Linked DNA regions of Homo sapiens: region 2 is linked to region 1. The links are chromatin contacts, found by Hi-C or POLR2A ChIA-PET in ENCODE. All regions are on one chromosome and are shown on one strand. Each heading gives the region's core, a stretch centred on a gene start or an enhancer-like site at or near the end of the contact. The rest is flanking DNA. Distances are from core to core; before and after follow the strand shown.

Region 1 (7,745 bases), core at 3,217-5,716:
CTGCTTTATCTGAATAAATGGGACTTATGACAAGGATTTCATGAGAAAACCCACGTGTGAGTGGATAGAGCACTAGGCAGGGGTCACAAGGCCAATGCTCACATGAGCCAAGCAGGTGCAGGAGCGAGAGCCCACCTATGGGAAGAAATAGGGAGTGGAGTTATGGGGAAAGAGGGTTGGGAGAGGGCACCAATGCCATCACACTACCAGAAGGAACCACACTGACCATGCAGGCTAACCAGAGCAGACAGCCCTGAGGAGCCAGGATGCAACCTCTGGGCAACAGTGCCCATCACTTTACATTCTGTGCAATTATGAAAAGGTTGTGGTCAAGGATGGAAATCTCCGCTGGCTGCCCAGAAGTCAGACAGCTGAGAGAACATCAGAAGAGGCCATTTATCAGAGGGTGCATGCCTCTCTGTCACACTGTGGTCTTGGGCAAGCCCTTTCCCTTGTTCACCCTTAGCTTCCTATCTATAAAACAGAGTGGTGGTGAAGATTAAGAAAGAAGGCAAACACCAGATACCTGGAACATGCTGGGCCCTCAGCAGTTGTTTTGGTTTCTTTCTTCCCCTGCAAAATAAGTCAAACTATTCCGACTTTGTTTCTCACGGCTAGTGCAGGACTTTCTTAATTTCTCTGGCTGGCCAGTGTGGTGGCTCATGCCTATAATCCCAGCATTTTGGGAGGCAGAGGCAGGAGGATGTCTTGAGGCCAAGAGTTCTAGACCAGCCTGGGCAAGATAGTGACACCCCACCCCCATCTCTACAAAATTAAAAAAAAATAGCTGGGCATGGTGGCATGCACCTGTAATCCCAGATACTTGGGAGGCTGAGGTGGGAGAATCACTTGAGCCCAGGAGGTTGAGGATGCAGTGAACTACCATTGTGCCACTGAACTCCAGCCTGGGTAACCAAGTGAGTCACCTTCTCAAAAAAAAAAAAAGTCTGTGTATATATTTATACATATATTTATATATGTTTATATATATTTATATATTTATATTTATATATATTTATATATTTATATTTATATATATTTATATATTTATATATTTATATTTATGTATATTTATATATTTATATATATTTATATTTATATATATTTATTTATATTTATATATATTTATATATTTATTTATATTTATATATGATTATATATTTATATATATTATTATATATTTATATATATTTATTATATATTTATATATACTTATATGTATTATTATATATTTATATATATTTATTTATATTCATATATATTTATTTATATATTTATATATTTATTTATTTATATATATTTATATATATTTATGTATATTTACTTATTCATTTATATATTTATGTTTATATATTTTTATATATTTATATATTTATATGTTTATATATTTTTATATATTTATATATAGCTATATATATTTATATATTTATAGATATATATATTTATACATTTTTATATATTTATATTTATATATTTATAGTTATATATTTATATATTTATATATAGTTATATATTTATATCTTTACATATATTTATATATTCATATATTTACATATATTTATATATTTATATATATTTATATATATTTTATATATTTTTATATTTATATGTATATATGTATATATTTATTTATATTTATGTATATTTTTATATTTATATATATTTTTATATATATTTATATATTTATATATTATATATTTATATGTATATATGTACATATTCATATATATTATATATATTTATATATTTATATTTTATATATTTATATGTATATATGTACATATTCATATATATTATATATATTTATATATTTATATTTTATATATTTATATATTTTCTATATATTTATATGTTATATATATTTATATATTTATATATTATATATATTTATATATTTTATATATGTATTTATATCTTTTGTATATATATATCTATAAAAGGAAATGTGTGGGTGCAGATGAGGTCAGACTGAAGGCAGCTTCGAAACAGCCCAAGGAGAAAACTTAAATCTGGCCCTGGTGCACTTTAATTGCTCTGTTCATTCAAAATAAAAATGCACATCAATGTTAGCGCTCTCCCGTCTCCCAGGCTGCCGTCCGAGGGCTGGAGGAGGAAGCCCCACTTCCTCGCAGGCCCTGCTAGAGATTGACTCCAGGAAGGCCGCTCTTCCATCCCCCTGGCATGTTTTGCTTCTGGAGGTCCCGCCAGTGGCTAACAGAACCCCTATTCACACCACCTCCAAGGAGTTACAGAGCATTTCACTATTGCATGCACAGGCTCCCATAAATCAGGTTTACAAAGAGTTATTTTCTTAAAGACAGATTCCTTTAAATTCCATTTCCTTCTCTTTCGCCCATGCCCAACCCCCATATCCTTGTGATTGAACCAAAGGCTCTGTGGCCAAGCTTTTCTTGGATCGTGTGAATCAAGATCAATAAATATCCATGCTGCAGCATGACTAGCCCGGCGCCTCACTGTGCTCTGGGATAAGGGCCCGGGTTGTGTGCGGCCGTGTGGCCCTGGCATGGGCCTGCCCTGCTGCTATACACGTCTGTGTTGAGTGCGGGCCCCCGGGTCCCCAGCTCCCAGAGAGGAAAGACCCTTCCTGGGGGAAAACTAACCTAGAAGTCACCCTCCTGGGGGTGTTACCTGTCTCAGGGGTTGGGTATCCAGGGTGGATTTTCAGGCCATGTGATCCACAGTTTGATTTCGAGTGGCTCATGAGCTGCTGCAGGCAGATGAGTTCTTCAACACCAGCACTGTTATTGAAAAAGTCAAGAGAAGACTGTGCTCCCTGTCTCCCCTTCCTCGCTCCCTGTCCTCTCTTTAACCCGCTCCAATGAGGTGTTCACTCTTACTGTCCCACCAAAAGTGCTGCCATCTTGTCAAACCCAAGGGTCCTCATCTGACTCAATGCCTCAGCAACGTTTTTTAGTCAATCGCTCCATCCTTTCCAAGCACTCTCATTGTGTTTCCACAGAACCACGGAAGACCACAGGGGTCTGCCTGTCTTCATCTCCCTGGCTGGCTCCTTCTCTCCTTCCTGACTCGTTAATGTGGGGGACCAAGGGCTCAGCCCTCAGATCCCACCCTTCATGCACGTGTGCCACCTAGGCATTTGGGCCTGTGGCTTCGAACACCATCTATGCTACTGCTATCCCTAAATTTATCATTTCAGCCCCAGCCTTTCCACATAGACCCAGTTCAGGTCACCATTCAAATATCCATTTGGAGTCTCAAACTCAGTATGAAGGTCACTCTAGGTGCAGTCCCCACATTGCAACACACACCTACTCAAAATATACTCCTCTCTATGCACATACTTTGCTTTCTTTTCTTCCCACAAACTGAAGTTGATTTTTTAAAATTTATTTACTTGTTCCTTGTCAGTCTTCTCTGCTAGATCATGAGCTCTACAAGGAAACAGGATTATATTTAATTTTGCCTTTGTAGTCCTAAGAACTATCCACTCCACTCAACCACTTGCTGGGTATTTAGTAACTGAATGAATAAAATAACACTGACTTTTGTAATGTGAATGTGATTCTCTTTCTAGTTCTCTTTAGATTCCCAAAGGCATGTCTGTAACACTGCTCTAACACATGATAATTTCACTGTTTAACAAAGAGAGAACAGTTTCAATCTGAGAAACTTGGCAAAACAGTGTCCTGCTAGAATTTAATAAACTTGCTTTATTTTCATTGTATTTTAAAATATAGTTCCCTTCTACTTATGGCAAGTATTAATAGTTTCCTATTTATACTTGTGGTATAAAGTTTCCTTTTAAATTCTATTTATGTAGGCAGTATGAGTGGATCAATTTAAAGAAAATATTAAGTAAATTATAAATGGCTGGACATTGGCACTGGATGGCTGAGGGTAGGGAAACACTGCATGGATCTTCAAGTGTCTGGGAGTGAAGGACCAGATATCTTGAGCCAGACAGGTTTTGGACTCAAATAGTAAGAGCCTAATTCATTTAACAAGGACCAGCTCATCTGCACTATTTCAAGTTAGAAAGCATATGGAGGTTGACCAACTGCCTCCCTTGCCAAACAGCTGTCCAAGCCTAGGTAGACATGTAAATATTTGAAGAGGCTTGGATGGGGGTTCGCCGCACTCAGAGGACATAGTTCACACAAGAAAGAGTTTCTCTTCACCCTCCCATCTCACCAGGTGCCCTGTGGGCACACATCTGGCCTCCAGGTGTCCCCCATGTGGGCAGACCCTGGACCTAGAGGGCTTGGTGGCTGGACTTGTCCCATGACATCCCCACCCCATTTCTCACATAGGGAGTCTGGCCAGGAGACTCTGACATAATCAAAGTCTAGCAGCAGAGAAGTTATCCTCGGAACCTGGCACCGCTGGGCCTCCCCAACCCACCACCTGGGCAGAGGGAGCTGACAAAGGCTGCAGTTCCCTGTCCTCACTCCTTACACATTCGTTCCAGATGCCCAGAGATCTGGAGCACACTGCCGTGATGAAACCCAGTTGCAAGAGTCAGCACCGGTCCCTCCGTCCATTTGCCTACAGCTCTGAAGGTACGGCTGGCTGTATGTGGCAAACAGAGCAGCCACGACCACAAACTGCCGGGACTTCACAATTGGCTTTGTAGTTTTGCTGAGGGACTGTCCAGGTTTGGAGAAGTCCTAGCCTATCACAGGTTATATTTCCCAGGCTTCTTTCATTACACAGGGCTCTGCAGCCAAAGAAGACCTCACATTTCTGAGTCATGAAATCCTGTCAGGACGGGTACATGACGTTCCAGTAAGGCTGAAGGAATCAACTCAACATGCAAAGCACAGCCTCTCCCTGGAGCCAAGGAGCCAGGGGCAAACTGGGGCAGCACCTCTGTGGTTGGAGGGCAGAGGGCCTCACACAGAGGAGTCAGGGTGAGGGACAAAATTGGAGGCAGAGCGGTCCCCAGGGAGTGCACAATGAGGCGGATGCCACATGAGCAGGCCCAGAACAATTTTGGTGCCAAGGAACAGGCACCTCTTAAACAGGCCCCACCCTAGAGCAGAGCCCAGCAATGAAATACAACGAAAATAAAGCCTTTGGAGGTGCAGGTGCAGGACAAGCCACAAGAAGAGGAAAGAACACAGAAAGTGCTCCCAGCACCTGAGGTGCCATGTCTTCTAAACTCACTGGCAGTGCAGTGGCCCACCACCCTCAGAGAGAGCCACCTGCCCTTCCCAGGGATGGGCACCAGGCAGCTGGATCATCCCTCAGTATGTTTTATCTCCAGTCAGTGGGTAAGTCTGCCTATAGGCCTTGGCCTTGTTTTATGCCTCTTTGGGCTCACCACTTGTGCCTAATGCCAGATGCATATTGAGTCTTGGGTGATGAACCGGCAGGACTTAACTAGGGAAACCCCCTTGGGCCACTCCCTAAGCTACTGCAGGCTACAGAACTAGATATTCAAAGGGAGCAAATTGCTCTGCCCACACCCCTACTGGGGCTGGGTTGGACCGTTTGGTGACAGGTGGCGTAACCATCCTGCAGAGGCCTCCCCTGCTCTCCAGCAAATGTGGACTTTCCAGGTCCTCACTTCAGAGGGAAAGGATTACTTCTTTGACCTCATGGCTCTGCAGCATCCTCAAGTGGTGCAGCTGGAAAACCAGGGCCAGAGGCTGCAGAGGGGTGACAGATGTCACCACTTCGCTATGCTGGAGTCAGATGGCTGCAGAGGCCAACACCTCTCTGACCACCAGCCAACCCCCTGTGTCTGGGTTACTTTGCCTGGAGGGGGCCACATCGAGGTGCCCCAGGGACACGACCTGGGGCCCAGAATACATCTTGCTGCCTGAGATAGGGTTGCACAGGGCCACCTTGGGCACCAGAGAAGCTATGGACTGTAACACACAGGGCAAAGCATGGGCTACAGCCCTGGACTGTGTCCTGGGTGAAGTAACAGCTGCGGGCCCTTGCCCTCTTGCATGCCATTCTCACGCTCATAGTGGGGAGGACGACCCGGTCTCCTGAGTGGACAGCACCTCATCTGGTGCCCAGTAGTGCCTGGCCCAGGTCCCCGGATCTGAGTGCTTGTGTGCAGGTCTCACCGGGGGCCATGAGCCCAACTGTGCTGCAGCCTCCACCCCTGAGATCGGCTATTCTTGCTGTGTTGGCAATCTTGGGTCTTTCCTGAACCCCAGCCAGGGCCCCGACCCCTGTCCTGCCCCTACCTGCCCCTCTCTCCAGGGATACTGTTTCCATCACCACCTGGTTACTGCTTCTTCTAGGCAGGCCACACCCACTCCAGAGGTGCAGGGCTCTGAGCCCTGCTGCACCTTAACTCCTTTCCCGCCTGGGCCCCTCCCCACCTTCCTCTCTGCGCTTTGGCACACTTTCTCCTGCTACACCTTGCAGCTCTCTTGCCGCTCACCTTCAGCTTGGTAACTTGCAGCGACAGTCAGGAATCACTGTTTTCACAGAGGTTTATGCATTTACATAACCTACAAGGGTGAAGCTTGGGCTCACTCACTCTCAAAGAGCATCTGCTGAGCTAGGTAGTTTCTGTAACTCAGATTTATTAAGGTATAATTTTACATACATAACATTTGTCCTTTTAGATGTACTCTTCTATGAATTATGGCAAATATATATAGCCATGTAATCACCACCATAATCAAGATACAGAGTATTTCCACCTATTATATTTGGAATAATATTTCATCATCTATGTCCATATAGAATATTTCCTGAACATGCCCCACTGTAGTCAAACCTCTCCCCTAACCTGAATCTCCCTGTTTCTATAGTATTGCCTTCCTCAGAATGTCATATAAATAGAATCAGACAGTGTGTTGTTTTTGTGACTGGCTTCTTTCACTTAGCATAATGCATGTGAGATCTGGCCGTGCTACTGTGTGGAATCAGTAGTCCTTTCCTTTTTATTGATAAATAGAATTTCATTGTATGATGTACCATGATTTGTTTATTCATTCATGGAATCTGCGTGGATTCCAGCTTTTGGTAATTATAAACGAAGCTGCTATAAACATTTGTGAGCATTTGTATGGAGTCATGTTTTGCATTCTCTTGGGTGACACCTAGGAGTGGGGTTGCTGGGTTGTATGGCTAGTGCGTGGCTCACTCTACAATGACCTTCCCACCACTGCCAGAGTGCTCACCATGGTGGCTGTGCTGTTTCCCCTTCCACCCACAGTGTGGGAGAGCGCCAACTGCTCCACATCCTCACCAGCCGTTGGTATGGTCAGGATTCCTGTTTAGTCTTTCTGACATGTCTATTGTGTGTGCTGGGTATTTTAGTCTTTTAATGTATTCATTCTATAGTTGGGTCTCAATTCTGTTAATTTTATGAGAAAATGGAAACCTCCCAATATATACACCCCAAGAAACAAAGTGACAATTATCAGTGTATTCCAAAGTGGCCGTTTGACAGGATGGGTGCTTTCGCAATTGCGTTTTGTGTCAGTGGAAGCTCGTGGCTAAGGAACAGAGGCTTGGTCGTTAGATGGACCCAGATGGAACTCCATGCAAAGACCTGCTCACAAATGTTTATGGCAGCTTTGTTCATAATTTCCAAACACTGGAACCCACATGGATGTCCATGAGTAAATAAGCAAATTATGGTACATCAAACAATAAAATGCTACTCATCAATAAAAAGAAAATAACTACTGATCCATACAGCAGTATGGCTGAATCTCAAATGCATTATGCTGAGTGAAAGAATCCAGTCACAAAGACTGCCTGCCGTATCTTCTCTGTCTCTTCTCATG
Region 2 (7,745 bases), core at 2,509-5,008, 74 kb after region 1:
CCTGCTGGGCTTGGGCCTGGGCCCAGAGCTCTCTAGAGCATCTGGGGAGGCATGGGGGTGGACCCGGAGGCTTCTGGAGACCTGCAAGGCAGCCAGCCCTTGGGAAAGAGCACTTGGGGCCTGGGACAGCCGGGCTAGCCGGAAGACTCAGAGCCAGTCAGCAGGGTCCGTGGGACCTCATTTGTGGCACCTGCATTGAAGGCAGGCAGGGATACAGAGGAGAAAGGGCTTCAGAGCCAAAGACAACTAACTGGGTTCAAATCCCAGCTCTGCTCTGGCCGGGGCTGGGGCCGTGGGCAGCTTATTTGACTTCTAATCCCTCACTGGGAAAATAGAATCATAATACCCATCTCTCCAAGCTTTGAAAGGTTTCATGTGAGCATTAACACACACAGATGTGCTCAGAATTCTATCTGCCCAGAAAATATAGTCCTCTACCCCTCTCTAATACACACACACACACGCACACACACCACATTCCTCCAGCTGTCTGCCTCCTTCTGTGGTCCCTGGGGTAGGAATGACTTGTTCTCAGTTTCTTTCTGGCCAGGTGTCCCTCCATACTCAGTTCCATGGATTCTCTTCCCAAGATTGATGTGTTCTCAGATAAAGGTGAGCCAGTTTCCAGCCACCTGCCTGAGGGCAGCTGAATTCACACAGACACACACACACACAGACATACAGACACACACACACACACACACACACACACACTGCTGACTCCCAACACTAGCTCAGCAAATATTACTTAACAGGGCCTTTTTAGGTTGCTGAAAATTTCATGGTCACAGATGTTCCTTCCAGTTAAACAGTAAGCTGCTACTGGGCAAAGCTTCGTACAAAAGAGGGAAAATGCAGACCTCAAACCGAGTTTTGCTAAATGAAAGAAGGAGGAGATGGGAACTAAGGAGCTTTGCAGATCCAGCAAGATGTGACATGACCCAGGGTTTCAGGGTTTCAGCCCCAAGGCCACCACCACTTAGAGGAGATAGCACTAGAGTGTGTCCTTATGATGCAAGATCTGGGTTGGAAGAGGCCTCATGTGTCACCCTTCCCTAGCATCATGTGATGCAGGACATCCCCAGCAGCAGCTAGAGACACTTGCCTCGGGACCCAACCAGGGACGCAAACGCACTCCCCTTTGGGCAGCTCTCAGTGCTAACAAGTCCTCTGACTGGTGAAAACCTGTAGCAACTGAACCTTATTCCGCTGCCTGGGCCACGTAATACAGATCTGCTTCCTGTTCCTCAAGACAAGATGAGGACCCTTTACAGATTGAATGAGTCTTCTCATTCCCAAAATAAACCACGAACCATCAGCCCACTTTTTCTGGCAGGGAAGAGTCCCAAGGGTCCCACTCTCTTCTGCAGTAAAGGACAATGCATCACTTTACAACAGGATAAGACGGCTCTGGGGAGCCTCTAGGGAGCCCGTGCTGAAAACCCTCCCCTGGGCTACCTCACCTCAGCAGCTGGGGTGCTCTATGTGGTCCTGCCAAGGGCCGGGGACTGGCCTGGTGTCTGGGAGCCTTGTCTTCACTGCCCAATCATGGCGGCTTTGATCCCATGACTCTCAGCTTTTCCATCAGAATTCAGAGGGCAATAATAGCAACTGCTTGCTTGTAAAGTGCTTGGAGCTCAGAGGAGAAAAGGTGTCAGACAAGTGTAAAATGTTACTACTGGCACAGGCCAGAGGATGGAATGGAAAATCCCAGCAGAAATTGGGAACTCAGAGGAAGCCATTTGTCAGCTCCTCTGAACAAATGGATACAGGAAAAGGGGCCTTCCTCTGGCAGCCAGGCACAGCCCAGGTCAGCTGGAGGGGCTGGAGGAGATGCAGGTGAACATGAACTGTCCTGCCTTCTGACATCAACTACTGATTTAGCAGCCATGCCTTCCACCTCAAGACCAGCTGTCCATTGCACACCCTAGGCAGGGCTGCCAGCGGATGAGCCCAGGTACCCAGAGCTCCAAGCAGTCAGCTCAGCCCTCAGAAGCCTCCTGGAGAAGAGGACTGCAGGAACTAACCCACTGTAGCAGCCATCTGGAAGAACCAGCCCAGTTCTCAAACAAGGGTGCACCAGGCAGAAGAGCCAGTCAGCATGTAGCCGTGAAGACTGGGAAGGGCAGAGGGAAGAGGCACGAAGCACCTAGATGACGCGATGAACTAAGGAAAACTTTTAAAGCACTCTAATTGCTGTTCTCAGAAATTCAGGAAACGTATACATTCATTAAAGAATCTTCTGGCAATACATCTTCTTAGACATTATAAGTGTGACCCACCAATTCCTGTCTTCAAAGTGATCATCAGTAAATGAACTGAAAGATAAAGTCAAGGAAATCTGTCAGAACGTAGGGTAAGAAGACAAGGAGAAAGAACTTCAGATTAAAGTGACTCACATATCTTGTTAGGATTAATGAAAAAATAAAACCATCTAACATTTTAAAACATGAAGAATAAAGAGAAAATCAGAAACATGAGACAGAAAACATCATCACCTACTAATAAGTAAGACTGGCATCTCATTAACGAAACTTACTGTGACTACATTGTTGAAATTCCAAAACCTAGAATTTGACAGTCTCACAATCACAGTGGGAGATTTTAGCACCTACTGTAACTTCATCACACCTATGTGGTTCAACTTTTATGAAACCAAGTTGTGAGTTGTTTTCAGGTTACCATGGGCCCCCAGATTGAAGGTGATGTAATCTGAGCGTGCTCAGGCGAACCAAATGGACAGCCACAGGAGGAACCTCAGGGCTGGGACTGAGAAATTGGGACTGAACTGAGAAGCAGACACTGCCTGGCAGGAGCCAGGATCCAATCAGAGGAAGCTCTGGTATCACCCCATGGCAGGATCCAGTAAGATCATGCCTCCTGGCACCACCTCATTGCAAGATCCAATCAGATCACACCTCATTACCCTATGCTTATAAAGCCTGACCCAAACCCCTGCTCGAGGAGACAGGTTTGAGAGTTTTCTCTTGCCTTCTTGCCCATTAAGCAGCTTTATTGCTGTTTTTCTTTTCTCAAAAGCTGGTGCCATGGCATTGGCCTCTATGTGAATTGGACACCAAGCCCATTGATCGCTTGGTAACAATACCATGTTCCTAGATGGGAGGACTTAATATTATTAGGATACCAATTCCCCCCAAATGAACACAAATATTAGATTTTTCTCCTTGACTCTTGACAGTGAAAGCTTGCGTATGAACAATTAAAGACTCCCACTGAGGATTCTGAATCTGAAACTCATACTGCAAAGAATCAGGGGATACTTTAGAATTCACTCTAGTTATGGTGATGGTGATGGTGGAGATGCCAGAGGAGGGGATGGAGGGGAAGTGGCGGGAGGTGCTGGTGTTATGGGGGTGGTGGTGGAGGAGCAGGTGGTGGAGGTGATGGTAGGATGGCAGCACCCAGCACCCAGAGTCTAGTGTAGACAATAGCAGCAGAATCAGAACAGCCTCTTGGCAGCAAGCGTCCAGGGCAATGTCTCCAGTGGCACCATTTGGCTTGTTTTTGGCTCTCTGGCATCCCTCTATCCTGGCCTTTTGTCCAAGGGTTGCTTCTAAACACTACAATCTCTTACTAAGACATCCGTTATCCTTCTAAGTCTCTTTGCTGCCTATGTTTAATAAAGTAAGTTTCTATTGCTTACAACCAAGAACTCTGGGACAATGAGTCTTCCAATCTTGAGTAAAGGAAGTATTTTGTAAGCAAGGCAGGAAACCAGAAATATTGTTTTAAAAGCAGAAGACTGACTAATTTAACCACAAAACTTGAAACAACTCAATAGGAAAAGTGAAAGCGCCAAGTTCTTAAGGGTCACAGCACAGAAGAAAGAGGAAGGCTGGTAAACATAGAATAAGATGCTCATTCTCACAAATCTTCAGATGGAAAAAATGAAATTCCATTTTTCCCTTTAGGTTAGCACAAAAATACATAAATGATACATAATATCCAAGGTGTGACTGGGTGGGAAAATGGGGTCTCTTACAAAGCACTGGACAATGCAAAGAGGTGACATTTTCAGCTGAATTGAAGGGTATCTCCCAGCATTCGAGGTGAGAGTTTTCTCTACTCAAAAATGTTATTTCTCAGTATTTATCTTAATAGAAATACTTGCACAAAAGCATGAAAATATTAATAGCTGACTTATTTATAGCAGCCCCAAAGTGTAGGCAATCTAAATAGTATCAACAGGGGATAATATTTACTTCCAAAATAACCAAAATATGGAACAAAACAAAATATGGAAAACTGAGGAGGAAGTAAAAAGTGTTTAATGGAACTATATTTACTGATCTAAAAGGCTCCTTGGTTTGGTTTATTCTTTTTTTTTTTTTTTTTGAGTTAGGATCTCACTCTGGTGCCCAGGCTGGAGTGCAGTGCCATGATCTCGGCTCACTATAAACTCTGCCTCCTGGGCTCAAGTGATCCTCTCACCTCAGCCTCCCCAGTAGCTGGGACCACAGGCATGTCCACCCAGCCAAGCTAATTTTTGTAGAGATGGGGTCTTGCTATGTTACCCAGGCTGGTCTCAAACTCCTGGGCTCAAGCGATCCTCCCACCTTGGCCTCCCAAAATTCTGGGATTACAGGTATGCACCACCTCGCCCGGCTGGTTTATTCCTTAGTGAAAAGGTGATTGCAAAGCACTCTATATGGTATGATTCAATTTCTCTTTTAAATTTGTTTGAATTGCAAGGAGGTGGGTACGTTCAAGTTAGACTTTATATACCTCTGTAACAAGCAATATTGTAAAACCAGCATGTTTTGCTTTTCCAGTTTCTAAGCAAAACTAAAAGTAAAAAGGAATTGGAGTCCATGGGATACACCTTTCATGGTAAATTAGTAGCAGTGTTTCTCGTTTGTCCTGAATCCTTGTGAACCTGCTGGGGGTCCTAGCTAGTCTTGGTGTAGGCTGGACCTTGGGCTGTGCCCTATGCCTTCCTGCTAGGGGAGTTGAAGAAGGACAGGAGGAGGCATGAAACATGCCTGGTTTCATCCCATGGCTTCAGGAAAATCACTCCAGAGCCTAGATCAAGTTAATAGGAGAAACACTGCAAAGAGTAATATAGCTACCTATATTACGGACAGATGAAAAGGTATTTATTTGACCCAGTAAGTACAATCTACCATGCCTGCGGCACATCCTGAAGGAATATTACTGGGGGCCTGACTGCATGACTGCTCTTTGATTTATGGAGCCAAAGTGAATGAAAGGCAGGGTCAATACAACTGCCTTTCGGCTCCACTTTCCATTCCATTTCATAGAGCAGGTGAAAAGATATGCCTGCCTATAACAGGACTGGGTGAAACTCAGGAACCTCCAATGGAACATTTGCATGTCTGTGTCAGTGGGCATTTCTGTCATCCAAGAGGGGACTTCCATCTGAGGTGGCTTTTGAGGCAGGAGCATAGCTCCGTCAGGAGGAGGCCTGAGCTAAATGCACATTGTCCATGCTGGGAGCTTTCTGGGCAGGGCTCAGGGGGACGGGTTGAGGGGGCTTGTCTAGGAGCTGGATTTCTGAAACGTGATACATGGCTCCTGTTTCCAGTGGATCAGCCTGCCTTTCAGAACCTACAGGAGACTGTACTTCCAAGAAACAAGTGCTTTCCTGAGGGACTAATCTGCCTGCCCCCCACTTGAGTGCTGACACCAAGGCTGAAGGCAAATCCCGGCTGGAAGACGAGGATGTAGTGGGCTTGGGTGTGAGACAGATTTGGTTTCAAACCATAACTTTGGGAAAGTCACTTCCCTGAACCTTGTTTTCTTCCTCTATAAAATGGGCACAATATTATCTTCTTCATGGAGCTGCTCTACAGATTCAGTGAAATAATGGATTTGTTTCCCAGGGCTGTTGTAAGACAGCACCACAAACTGGGTGGCTTAGACAACAGACGTTTATTGTAGCACAATTGTGGGGGCTGGAAGTTTGAGATTAAGGTGCTGGTAAGTTTTGTTCCTCCTGAGGGCTGTGAGAGAGAATATGTTCCAAGATTTTCTCTGAGTTTCTGGTGGTTGATTTCAATGTTTAGTATTCCTAGGCTTGTAGAAGCTTCACCTGGATCTCTGCCTTTATCTTCACATGTTATTTTCCTTCTATGTTTGTCTGTGTCCAAATTTCCCCTTTTTATAAGGACTCCAGTCATATTGGATTATCAGCCTACCTTAATGACCTGTAATGACCCTATTTCCAAATAACGTCCCATTCTGAGGTAGTTAGGGTTAGGACTTCAACATATGAGTGAGGGGAGGCACAGTTTAACCCAGAGCAAGTGGCACATGTAAAGTGACTGGTGTAACATAGCTCCTGAATGAATAGTAGCTCTCTTTGTCCACCAAGTCCCCCCTTGCCAGCATCTAGACGGAAAGAGGCAATGAAGGTGGAAGAGGGAAGCCACATATGTCTCAGTGGGTTCTTTAGGTTGGGAGTCACCCACCCCACACAGCTTCTGCCCAGTCTCTCCCACTCCAAGAGCCCATCCATCAGTTCGTTTGGCCAGCAGGCAGCAGCATTTCCCCAGAGCCCCAGGAGCTCTTGTCTGCTGTCGTTTGCTGATAAGCCAATGCTTGCTGACGCGTGTCCTGATTTCAGAGTGTGTCTGCCTCTCTCCTCATCCTGTGGCCATGCTATGGTAGCTGAGAGCAGGGATCTGCCACTCCATCGCTGTGCACCTTTGACCCAGCTGGGGTCTCACAGAGATAGTCTCTAGTGAAGGTTTGAAGGATGTAGAAAAGAAGGAACAGCAGCTTCAATAACAAGATTGTCATAAATTTGTTTAATATAATCGCTGCCTCAGCATCCATTTTTATGCCTGACATAAGCTGTTTGGAACTCAGTTGTACCCAGTCGCCTTTAGACTCAGAACTTCCTCTCCCCGTGTGGCTGTTCCTCATCCCACTGACCCAAAATCCAATACCTGACCATAATAACACCAAATGGTCATGCCAGAGTCAGGAAAATAAGTCCCCACTTCAAGAGTGTTTTCTTTAAACCAGTCAGTCCACAACCCCAAAGGAAAGCCTAAGGATAATGCCCATGAGTCTTAATAAAAGCAGAGTCCCACAAGTGTTCTCTCTTCCTCACCCACTGGGTAAGCTGCCTGCCACCTCCTGACTTCCTGTAGGCCTCTAGTGTGCAACCATCTGCTGTGAGGCCTGTGAGTGAAATGTTTTCCCTGTTTCATGCATTCTGGTTTCACTTCTTCACTGTGTCTAACCTGACACACACACCTGAACCTAATTTCCCCCATCAGAGCTCCACTAGAGAGTGGCTGTCTGGGCTCACGGCCACTCTCAAGAGACACCACAAGACCCAGTGGAAAGAAACTAGCAATACAAATCACAACAAAAGGGGGACCTGTTCAAATGCCTGCCTCCGCACCCCGCTCCCGCCCCACCCCCACCCTGCCCCCCAGCCATCTCGCTCTAGAAATCCCCCACCATGTGCAAAGAGATCCTGTCTCTCTGGGCATCAGCATAGAGGACCGCTGGCCAAGCCACCAAGCACTTGGCTCACATAATAAACCAAAACCTGTTAAAGCTCCGTGCTACTTGAAAAGGACAAAAAGACAAATGTATGTAGAACAGGGTCCAGGCTGACCTCAGTTCCCATGGGAGATAGCAACATGCCATCAGCAACTGTTCCCAAGCAAAGCAGCAGGCACTGGCCATAGGAGACAGCCTGGGCTCAGAAGGCTGTGGGGGAGGACCTGGCTCCTGCTCTGTCTACC

Evidence for each region. Hi-C counts contacts between places; a loop is a spot of excess contacts on that map. ChIA-PET counts read pairs that join two places held with the same protein, here RNA polymerase II (POLR2A). Pooled maps may share reads with other maps.
Region 2: a loop to region 1 is called in a map of naive thymus-derived CD4-positive, alpha-beta T cell, with 3 times the contacts of the local background. The contact joins two enhancer-like sites. A Hi-C loop is called at or near these places in 4 of 168 maps with a recorded cell type or tissue (aorta, breast epithelium, gastrocnemius medialis and 1 more) and 6 of 50 pooled maps. POLR2A ChIA-PET finds 5 or more read pairs at or near these places in 1 of 52 experiments (naive thymus-derived CD4-positive, alpha-beta T cell).

The regions. Positions count from the first base shown.
Region 1 is chr10:47,179,090-47,186,834 of GRCh38, forward strand. No RefSeq gene overlaps it. Among named protein-coding and RNA genes, the nearest start is that of GDF10, 120 kb to the right of the region's middle. Within about 2 kb of position 4,467, at least 3 of the 41 ENCODE cell types and tissues checked have a DNase peak (open chromatin) inside an H3K27ac peak, as active enhancers do.
Region 2 is chr10:47,254,158-47,261,902 of GRCh38, forward strand. No RefSeq gene overlaps it. Among named protein-coding and RNA genes, the nearest start is that of GDF10, 42 kb to the right of the region's middle. RefSeq lists a silencer at 7,378-7,427. Within about 2 kb of position 3,759, at least 4 of the 41 ENCODE cell types and tissues checked have a DNase peak (open chromatin) inside an H3K27ac peak, as active enhancers do.